2 separate regions of the Homo sapiens genome follow, and region 1 is linked to region 2. A link is an interaction called in ENCODE POLR2A ChIA-PET data of the cell type or tissue named here. Cell type or tissue: MCF 10A. All regions are shown on one strand. Each heading gives the region's core, and the rest is flanking DNA. Links, peaks and the distances in the headings are about the cores only. Region 1 overlaps JAZF1 (JAZF zinc finger 1). Region 2 overlaps JAZF1 (JAZF zinc finger 1).

Region 1 (5,382 bases), core at 217-5,216, 54 kb before region 2:
CCATTTGTCAGCTCAAGTCTATTAACTGTTTCTTCCCTTGCTTTGTTTTGCTCTATAAGGAGAATACCACTTTTCATCTCAGAACAAACCAACGATATGTCATCCACAGATGTCCTAATGGGATAATCCATGTGTCACAGACAATAAGGAAAGTACTTTCCAGTTAGCTAAATAAGGATTAATGAACAGATACTCAGCAAACCTTCGGGGGAGACACAGACAACCTCTGCAATGGGTAGTGTCATCAATGTCCAAGAAGCCTGCACAGTATGCATTTGTAAATGGCCATTTCAAACTGCTTCAGGGGCAAAATTTTCAAGTTTGTGCATCCAAGAGAAATGTTTTCTATGTCTATATTTTTCTAAAAAGTGAAGGTTTAGAAAAACATGCTTCGAATGTTAATTATATGATGATCCCAATCTTTTGGGGTGGGTTCTAGAATTAGAAGCGTGTGAAGGGTATATGGTTCAAGTGGGCAGAACTTTTTCTGCCTCAGCCGACTGTCACACGAGAACTGTCAAGGATGGAAGGTGGGGAGACACACATGTCAAGGATGGAAGGCTGGGAGAAAGTGGTGGTACTATCTGTGGCATGTGCTCCGTTCAGCGGGGCTCACTTCAGAAAATGCAGCTGAAACACTTCTGAGGTGCTAAAGCAAATTGTTATAATGTCACTGCCTATGGTGCTGTTGAGGCTTTATAGCCACAGAGCGCCCATAGTCTCTGGAAGTCATTCTGCATTCTCACATAAACTCGTCCCCGCCAGCAAGCTCCATTCTCCACAGAAAAAGGCCTTTCAATAATGAACAGCCGTCTGTTCCACAGAGCACAGGAAAAACATGATAAACCAAGTCACACAGCCTTGGCTGTAAACATATTCTTACACAAGATTTCTCCAACTCCATATAAAGAAAAAAACAAGCTATTAACCACTTGCAGAACAACAACAAAAAATGCATTGGGTTTCCTGCAATTAAGCTGCAATGTTTTACAGTGCAATTTTATTTATAACTGAAAAAGAGTAAATAAGTAAATATATAAAACGTCGAACAGACCCCTCCCGCCAAAGGCTTTTTCTGCAAATTAACTTAGCAGTAATAAAACCTGTGCCAGCTGGAATCCTTCCCCTGTGCTCTGTGGCAAGGGCAGCCCACGCGGGTATACGGCTGAGAAAAAACACAGTAGGGCATTTTCTACCTTCAGCCAGGGGATGTTAACTCAACTTTGGCAAGTGTTTAAAGATTTCTCTCTCCACATGTTCAAGAAAGAATTAAAAACAGTTGAACTGGGGAAAATGAACATCTGTTACTTACTTACACTCACAACCACAATGAAAAACATTCACAATTAAAGCGATTTTGCTTCCCTGCTAGTTGCAGCTGTAATCTTGGGTTAAAAATATAAATGCGGAGGCTCCTTATTGTCTTTGGGGCTTTCTTCTTCAGGCTGCTTGTAAAAAAGGTAGTTTACTTGGGTTCGATTTTTTTTTTCCCATTGGAATAACAATATCAGGAAACAGGTCTGCATAAAAAGATAGGGGATGGCAACAAAAAGTACCTACGCAACGGAGCCTTGTTTTATGAAGCTATGAACCAGTAGTCAATAAGTGTTTTATATTTGGGAGTTAAATACACTTTACAGCTGTGTAAAAAACCAGAGCCATTTTGGGCCAAACATAAACATTCCAGCGTCTACAAAGTTTACTTATATTAAGCGACGGGGTAGGTTTCTATCAACTGGGAGGGATTTGTGCGTTATGCATGACAGCACTGAAAAGCTTCCACATCAAGTCATTTCCCGTCCAACATGCAGAAATTTCATCAAGAAAATCAAATCTATTTCCGACAAGGTCTTCATACTTCCACCCAGGCTAATGAAATAACCTCCTAACTGATATGCCAGGATCTAGTCTCTTGGCCCTCCAATCCATCCTCTTTCTGGCTGCCACATTCAACCTTCCTCCAAATAGCTGCAATCCATATCGCTCTTCTTTGATTGCATTAGTTACTTTGCTTATTAAAAGTGGCTCCACTGCCAACTCTATTAAACACAAATTCCTTAGCGTGGCATTTAAGGTCCTTATATCTATGCATATGCTTCCCGAACCCAACACACCAGTTCACTGGTGTGGAATGGGTCCCCAACCATCCCCTGGCTGGCTGTCTAGGTTTTTCTGGCTTGAAATACACAACACTCAGCCCACCCTCTACCCTTTCCTGCACTCATTCTTGAAAACCTCTCAAATGCTACTTTCCCCCGGTCATTGTTAACTGAATTGTTGCCAGTAGATGTGCCTACTACCCCTTTTAACCATGATAGCGGTTCACTGAAGGCACTGAGGTTGAGTCTCCTAGGAGCTTTATTTACACCTTGTCTTCCTCTGTGACTTCACTGCCATCTCTCTGAGCGTGGCTCATCTTTGCATCCCCTCCAGCACTCAGTGCTGGGTCTTCGAGGAACAGCCATTAGAGCCAGTTGCCTGTCTCTCTTCTAGAGAGTTGGTGGAACATTTCCTGACTCCACTCTGATATGCTGCTGAGAAGGTAGACTGAGACACTCTGATGCAATTATTATATGGACTAAAAACATCAGACTTCCACCAGGATCATGTATAATTCAGTCAAACAGATTTGCCAGGCGTGGGTTCTAATTGGAATGGCAATCATAAGCAGTCTTTCTCCTTGGTCAGGCCAAGAAGGAATTAATTTGTAACTCATTAACATTTATTTGGAGGAATCTTAAACCATGGTGGGAATGAGTTCATCTCCAGCTGGGCGCAGGGCCTTGCTGCTGAAGGTCCAAGGTCACTGCCCAGGAAGGCTGGCTCAGCCTTGGAATGTGTCCATGGGCTCGTGCCAGCCCTGGCCCTGATCCCACACCACAGAACCCATGTGGCTGAAGGAGCTGAGGCTGGGAAAATCCCCAGGGAGGGGGCAGAAGACTGTTACGTCCTTAGCAGAACATGAGGCTTTTTCTGAGGTTCTGGAAAATAAGTCTGGACAGTTTTCTTTCAAAGTGGTATGGTTCAGCACACCTCTGCCCTCCTTTGCCACCCCCTCAGGAACAAAAACCAGAAGTGCAGAGGGAGCTGTCATGTTATTCCTGGCCCAACGAGAGCAGGAAGTGCCATAAATCTCTCAAGACAGCCTAGGCTCATGGGATTTCCAGAACCAATCTGTCGATTTATGAGAATCAGATCATTCAGACAGACATCCGAACCTTAGATCCTTATGAAAAAACATTAACATACAGGACATTCCTGTCACTTAGGAAAACATTATTCTTTCAAAGTTCCTCCCATAGAACACATCTAACATCTAGGAGAAAAGAGCAAAGAAGCATGGCCTGAATCAGGCCAACCACTGAACCTTTAATCGAGATCCTTATCTGGGGAAATCGCTAGCAGCCTGCTGGACAATGATCAATGAGGGCTGGCTTGGCGTGGCACTGCCTTGGGCCCTGGGTGGGAAGGCTGGTCAATAGCCTTTGGGATCATCAAGCCTGGCCCCAGAAAACAGAAAACAAAGCAGTGGCTTGCAAACACTACCTACAGATGATGTTGGACCGGCAGTGCTGGAGCGCCGGGAGCTGCAGAAAAGACCCGAGGTCCAGGCTCTATCCCTTGGAATTTGACTTGCTAGATTTGGGGTAGGTCCCAGAGAGCCGTATTTTGAAGGTCACTGGGAAAAGCTTGGGAACTATTGAAATACCATATATTGTGACAGAGGCGGTCAGTGATTTAAGACCATGTCTTGATTCTAAAAGATAGTCCTTGACTGTAGGCTGCCCCTGAAAACCTGCTTGTCTCCCATCCGTGCAAGAAATGGCCCAGCCTCCACTCGGCTGCCTGGGAGTCTTTCTCTCTCGCTTTCTCTTCCAGCCTCATCCAACTCCCATCGGCTCTACTCCAAAACATTCCGAGTTCATCCGCACTTCCCTGCTCTGTGATCCTCGTCCCAGCCTTACATCACTTTCCTCTTTCCTCGGCACAGCTGGAATAGAGTCCCTCTTTTAGCCATTTTTACAGCCCCAATCCCAGCAGTCATTGGTCAGTCAGAATAACCTTTTAAAAATGTGAAGCAAACCATGACATTCCCCTGTTTAAAACCCTCCCTTAACTTCCCCTCAACGTAGCAAAAAGTGCCAACTCCTGTCATCTGGGCATGTTTCCCCCACCCCACCCACCAGACCTAGCTAGCCTCACACTCCTGTTTTTTCTCTTCATCTAAGAGGTACTCATCCTTAAAGCTCAGACTGGGCATCATTGCTTCCAAGAGGTCTCCTGACTCTTCATCCAAGTCTGGGCTAGGCAGGTGCCTGCCCTGCATGGGCTCTGAGCTCGTCCCTATCAGAGAACTGTCCACCCCATGTGAATCTTACCATCTGTCTCCCCACTAGTCTCTGGGATACTGGGGTTATGTCTTTTATCTCTGTACATTCATTAGGTACACAGTAAGCACTCAGATGTTTGTTCAGTATATTAACCAGACCTATCCTAGTTATACCTGGAAAACTAGTAATTATCCTAGGAGCTAAAATGAATGTTATGGAAGGACACACAAAGGAATCACATTTCCTATATTTCCAGTCATTCCTAAGTCCTCAGAGGCAGCAGAGGAGAGCACTCAGGAGTCTGCTTTGCAGCAAGGCAGCCCTGGGTTAAGATCCAGGCACCAAAACTTCCTAGCAGTGTGGCCTGGGGCATGTTACCTAATGTCTCTTACCTTCTGGTCTACATTTGCATAGAAAATGGGTGTGTGAATGACCTGGTTAGCCAAGTGCCCAGTACATCCTGGGTGTCCCCGCATGGTAACTCACAGCGTTGTTCTTACTCCTTTAGGGGGCTAACCCTCTAATGCCTCTGGCCAAGGTGGGGTGGAAGGGACAGAGGGTCTCTCTTCAACCTGCTTCCAGAACTGTTTTATCTAATACAGCATAATTCCTGATTTGTTTTCCTCTTTAGGTAATCTTGATTTTTGGTATTTCTGAAAAGTCAACTCTACTGGACTCTAGAATAGCTTTGGTCATCTGTTTCCACCTTGACTCTTGGGAGAGCATCTGATAGGACCTCGAGGGGCATACCATCCCTTTCTGCCCTTCTCCCTCCAGAGTGCACGTTTCCATTTTCCAGTCCCATTAACACCACCGTTATCACAACTGCTAGGATTTTGCTAAGTACTTAAAGCAGAAAGAGGCCTGGATTAGAATTCTGAATCCTTTTAATCTCTCTCTAGGTAAGTTTTGCCAGCCTAGTTTCTTAAAATGTCAAGTATTAAACTGCTTTTATCTCACTAATTAATAATTAGCTTTGGCAAGCAAGAAAGTAAAAGGCATGGCTGGATCTTTCTCAAAAATAAGATCCCGGATAGCAGACTAGGTATAA
Region 2 (5,382 bases), core at 100-5,099:
CAGACATATATTTTTAAAAATAGGGTTATTCCCTTTAATGCTGCCATCTTAGGAGGATATATGTACTTACTCTACTGCACTGCCATTTTATTACTCAAAAACATTTTGGACTTCCTATTGAAAACACCTTTGGAAAATACCTGGACTTCTATGGAAGATCACTAAGGGTGGTAACTATCACTGAGGAGCCAAAGGCCATTTGTAGTCAAGTTTGGAGAATAATGTAGGTAATTCAGCTCCCAGAACCCCTTAAAGTAAAAACCACACAGCAAAAACTTACCCAAAACAAATAAGGTGAAGCTAAATAGAATCTCAGCCTTTCATGAGATTTGAAATTATCTTTGAAGGCCATGCCAAAAAAGCAGCTGAAAACATATTTTGAGCAATGGTAGAGTCATTGAAACAGGTCAGGTAAACATCCCCCAGTGTGGTACTTTTTAAAAAGACAACATTCATTTATTTTATTTCTCTAGAGACAGGGTCTCGTCCTGTTGCCCAGACTGGAGTGCAGTGGCAGTCATAGCTCATTGCAGCCTCTAACTCTTGGGCTCAAGTGATTCTCCCACCTCGTCCTCACAAGTAGCTGGGACTACAGGCATGGGTCACCGTGCCTCACTCATTTTATTTTTAATTTTTTTCTAGATACAGGCTCTTGCTATGTTGCCCAGCCTGGTCTCGAACTCCCAGCGTCAAGGGATCCTCTCGCCTCAGCCTCCCAAAGTGCTGGAATTACAGGCATGAGCCATGTGCCCAGCCCAAGGCCAATATTCATTTGGATGTTGTGTATTATGTGTCTTTTGCAGAGTAAGCAAAACACCCATCGGAGGAGTTCTTAAAAATCATGGCAGCCCCTCCTACAACTAGGAATCTATTGAGGTCACCTGGATGCAGATCACATTTCTTCTGGGAAGCCACTTGAATGATACCTCCGTAGTTACAAAGAAAGGTGTACTAAAAACCTTAGAAACCTCACCATGGCTAGCCTGGAGAGTCCCCTGTGGTATGCAGAGCTGAATACTTGGAAGGAAGTGAACCACTCTGCATGAATGATAAGGGAGTCCCCAAAGGGGAGTGATGTTATCATTAGGGCAGGCAGAGTGTGGACAGGCTCAAGACAGACAGGACATCTTAAGGACAGGCTCAAGATGGAGAGGAAGGCTGGTTTGGGAAGAGTATATGATGAGTTAGAAACTCCTTTGTAACCATCTTCCTGGACACAGTACTTGGGTTTGGGGAAATCTTGGCTGAGAGTACAATTATGAAACAAAGCTGTGAAGAGAGGCCCACATAAGGATCTACCATGGTGTGAGCCATAAATGGACCTGCAAACCCCCCAAATAGCAGCTAATCCTTGGAACTGGCAGGACATACCTTCAACAGCAACACTGTACAAGGGAGATGGTGAAAAAGAGCCATTCAGGTCCTGGCTCGCACTTTTTCCTTAACATCTATAAAGTAAGACTGACCTTTTTGACTCTGAGCAAACCACTGGGTTCTTGGGTAATTTGTGCATGTCAAGAAGACATCAGACTTTCTTCTAAGAACATACAGGTGCTCTACTAATTGGAAAAAGTCACCATATCAGCACTCTAGCCTATTTTGTCATCTCTCATTCATTGCCTTCAACGTATGAACACACTCCACAAATATTTGTCAATACAAATGTTGTGTGAATCTCACAACAAAGTCAGTGATGTAGACAAAAAGAATACTACAAGACTCATTTTACAGACAAGGACACTGAGGAATGGAGGCACTGAATGGCTGACAGACAGCACTTCTTTTGAACGAGGAGTTCAAGAATCCTCTCAGGCTGGGGCTCTTCCCAGTTCCTTCCATGTTGGGGATTGGAGGTATGGCAGAGTCCAAATGTAGTGGCAGGAGGCAACAAAGAGGTAAGGTTTCTAGAAGCAGGTATGTATTGACAGCATTGATATCATGACAACAGCAGCCTGGCCCTCTTCTTTAGGGGATTAGACCACATCACTGTAGATTCTCAGGGGACAGAACATCTCCCCGGGAGTTCTTCATTTGTATGGACAGACATACTCCTCCCTTCCATCTTCATGGTGTTGCCAGGGGCAAAAGAATGGGGTGAATTTTTTCTGCAAACTGATTCTGTTATCTTCTAGAAGTTGAGGAACAGGGAGAAGGGAGTAACTGAGTAGCCGAGGATGCACAGGAGATCCAGGAGCTGCTCTGTCTCCCCCTTCAGAGTTTCCCAGGATTCCCAGAGGCAGTGGCTCCAGCACTCTCGTGCTCAGCTGGGAGTCCCCTGTGGAGCCCCCATCCCAATTTCTTCCCTGCACTTCTATTTATAATATTTACTAAAGAAATGAACAAATAAACTCTCACTATTGGGAAGGTCACTTAGGAACATTAAGAGGATGGGCTGCGAAACCTTTCTGCTGTGATTTGAATCCCAGCTTGATCATCTACTCTCTGTGACAATGGACAAGTTTCTCAACATCTCTGTGCCTTAGTATCTTCATCTGTAAAATGAGGATAATAGTATCTTCCTTATAGTGTTGTTGTATGCATTAAATCATATAATAACTATAAAGTACTTATAGTTGTGTCTGGTATATAGTATTTAACAAGTAGTGAGATTTTAATGCCTCCCTCTGCTTTTTAAAGTAAACTATAAGCCTTTGTGGGCAAGGGCCTCATAGAATCATCAAGCTATATTTCTCATTTGAATAACATCTCACAAGAGATGTTTTTTATATTGCAATATAAAAATATAAAAAAGAACTATGAAGAGAAGTTACCAAAAAAATAATTCATAATGGTAGATATGGTAATGCTGTTTGGGTAAGGAGTTCTCAGCACCCTTTAAATCACCCCAAATGCTAATTAGTATCCTACAAGAAGGTCAGAGCAAATTCTAGAGGCAAGAATTTCTTCCCCAAATCAATTTTCAGGAACCCTATGATGAAAACGTCTCATTTTACATGTACTTGATAAAATGAAATAATAATTGAATCTACAAGGCCCACATGCAACATGAGGTCATATAACTTTACGTCAACATGTTTGTGTTTTATTTGAATAGTTCATTTGTATTTATTTAATTATATATTTACTGAAAAGCAACAGAGACTTGTACTAAATTGTGCCAAATGGTATGTGATGGCTATACTTAAAATGCTCAGATTATTTTGAACAGAGGGATTTATTTTCTTCTCATAGCTTTTGGAAGTCTGGGCCTATCTGGTTTCAGTTAGGCAATAGTCTTTGGCCAGCATTTTCTGGTACATTTGAAACTGTTGAACAATGAAAAGTAGAAACTTTTCATTGCCAGTGCAGCTTAAGCCTAATACAGATATAAACACATTTAATAGCACTTTATTTAGGTTCAGCTTTATTATTCTTAACTTTCATAGTAATTTTGAATCACATTGCATTAACAAATTTTTATTGGGTTTCCCAATGGAAAGCCAATTGCAGGCAAGGCCTTTTACGACTGGGATGTCGCAGTCAATCTTAGATTTGCCTTCTAACAAAGAAGAAAACACAATTCTTAAAAGCTTGCTTTTGTTAAGTTCTGATATAGTATGCTCTAAAGGACACTAATTCTTTGTTTTGTTCTTTGCTAGTGCCCATCTTAGGTATTGTGCAAGTACCCTTCTTAAACATTTTTGAGTTACAGCCTTCTAACAGAGCAAGCACATGGATGGAGCTGGAGGCCATTATCTTCAGCAAAGTAACGCATGAACATAAAACCAAATACTGCGTGTTCTCACTCATAAGTGGGAGCTAAATGATGAGAACACATGGACACATACAGGGGAATAACACACACTGGGGCCTGTCAGAGGGCGGAGGGTGGAAGGAGGGAGAGGATCAGGAAAAATAATTAATGGATGTTAGGCTTAGTACCTGGACGATGAAACAATTTGTACAACAAACCCCCATGACACTTTACCTATGTAGCAAATCTGCATATGTACATATGAAAATATGTACCCCTGGACTTAAAAGTTAAAAACAGAGGACATGGCAGTTGGTGACAGGAAGGGCATGGACGATGCTCACCTACAGGCTCAAAATCTAACCTGGGCAAGAGGGGCACGTTCAAGATTTGATTTAAACTGGCAACTCAGTTTTCTTGCAACTGAAAGTATTCTAAGCAACTTATCCCTCTGGACTCCTCTTCAAAACTAATAAATAAAGCAGTCTTCTAGGAGCCAGCTCCTTTAGAGGAGCTGCTATATTCTGGTTTCTGATTTATTTAGTGGTTAAAATATTTCCCTGTGATTTAGGGTAGGGTGGCTCCAGTGGGCAGGCAGCATTGCCCCGTGGCCTGTGGCATGCCCACAGCATATCGGGTGCTGTGGCCAGCAGGGGGAGGGAGCAGAAGTGGCGGCCACCCTGAAAGATCTGGTGGCCAGCAGGCCAGGGAGTGTGTCCAGCAGACCTGTGGAGGAGATCCAGGCTCACAGAATGAAGTGAGGGTCAGCCTGGAATCTTCAATGAAAACCTTCACTACAGGGTATAAGAACCACTTTTACTAAATAGTACCTTAACCACAAAGAAGTTACTTAGTTTGCCAGTTACAAGCACTTTAGCTTATTGACTGTAAGCAGAAGTTTGTAGGTAGAAGAGTACATACAGTACCTAAGAATGTGAGTTTAGGCATGAGCTGTGTGACTTTGGGCAAAAGACTTAACCTCTTGGGTGAAATTTCTCATGGGTAAAATGAGGTTTATCCCATCTGTACATGAGGGATGCTGTCAGGATTAAGTGATTAAGCTGTTGCAAAGCGCAGAGTGAAGCCAAATAATAAATGGCAGTATTATTATTCCTAAGACAGTATAATAGCAATTTTTAAAAATGCATGTAATATATGTGGGAAAAAAGCCTAGAAAGATATACCCCAAAATATCAACAGTGGTTATCTCTGGGGAGCAAAATTTTGGGAGAATTTATTTCCTTCTCTATCCCTTCCTCCATATTTTCTGCATTCTCTCTCTCTCTCTCTCTCTCTCCCCCTCTCTCCCTCCCTCCCTCTCTCTCTCTCTCTCTTTCTTTCTTTCTTTTTGAGACGGAGTCTTGCTCTGTCGCCCAGGCTGGAGTCCAGTGGTGCGATCTCGGCTCACTGCAAGCTCTGCCTCCCGGGTTCACACCATTCTCCTGCCTCAGCCCCCCGAGTAGCTGGGATTACAGGCACCTGCCACCACGCTCGGCTAATTTTTTGTATTTTTAGTAGAGACAGGGTTTCACTGTGTTAGCCAGGATGGTCTCAATCTCCTGACCTCATGATCCGCCCGCCTTGGCCTCCCAAAGTACTGGGATTACAGGCATGAGCCACCGTGCCCGGCCAATTTTCTGCATTTTCTATAATGAACATATATTACTTTTTGATCAGAACACAGTTAT

The links. ChIA-PET counts read pairs that join two places held together with the same protein. Peaks named below come from ENCODE experiments on the same cell type or tissue, not always from the same donor. Only the 100,000 strongest peaks of a DNase experiment are listed, where the experiment ranks them.
Region 1: POLR2A ChIA-PET joins it to region 2 with 5 read pairs; 5 of 35 experiments call an interaction of 5 or more read pairs at or near these places.

The regions. Positions count from the first base shown.
Region 1 is chr7:27,871,341-27,876,722 of GRCh38, forward strand. The region is part of intron 3 of JAZF1 (JAZF zinc finger 1); the gene reads right to left. Among named protein-coding and RNA genes, the nearest start is that of TAX1BP1-AS1, 130 kb to the left of the region's middle. In MCF 10A, for the core only: no CTCF peak of the experiment used is centred there; a DNase peak (open chromatin) is centred at 2,891.
Region 2 is chr7:27,924,970-27,930,351 of GRCh38, forward strand. All of the region lies in intron 2 of JAZF1 (JAZF zinc finger 1), which reads right to left. Among named protein-coding and RNA genes, the nearest start is that of TAX1BP1-AS1, 190 kb to the left of the region's middle. In MCF 10A, for the core only: no CTCF peak of the experiment used is centred there; no DNase peak of the experiment used is centred there.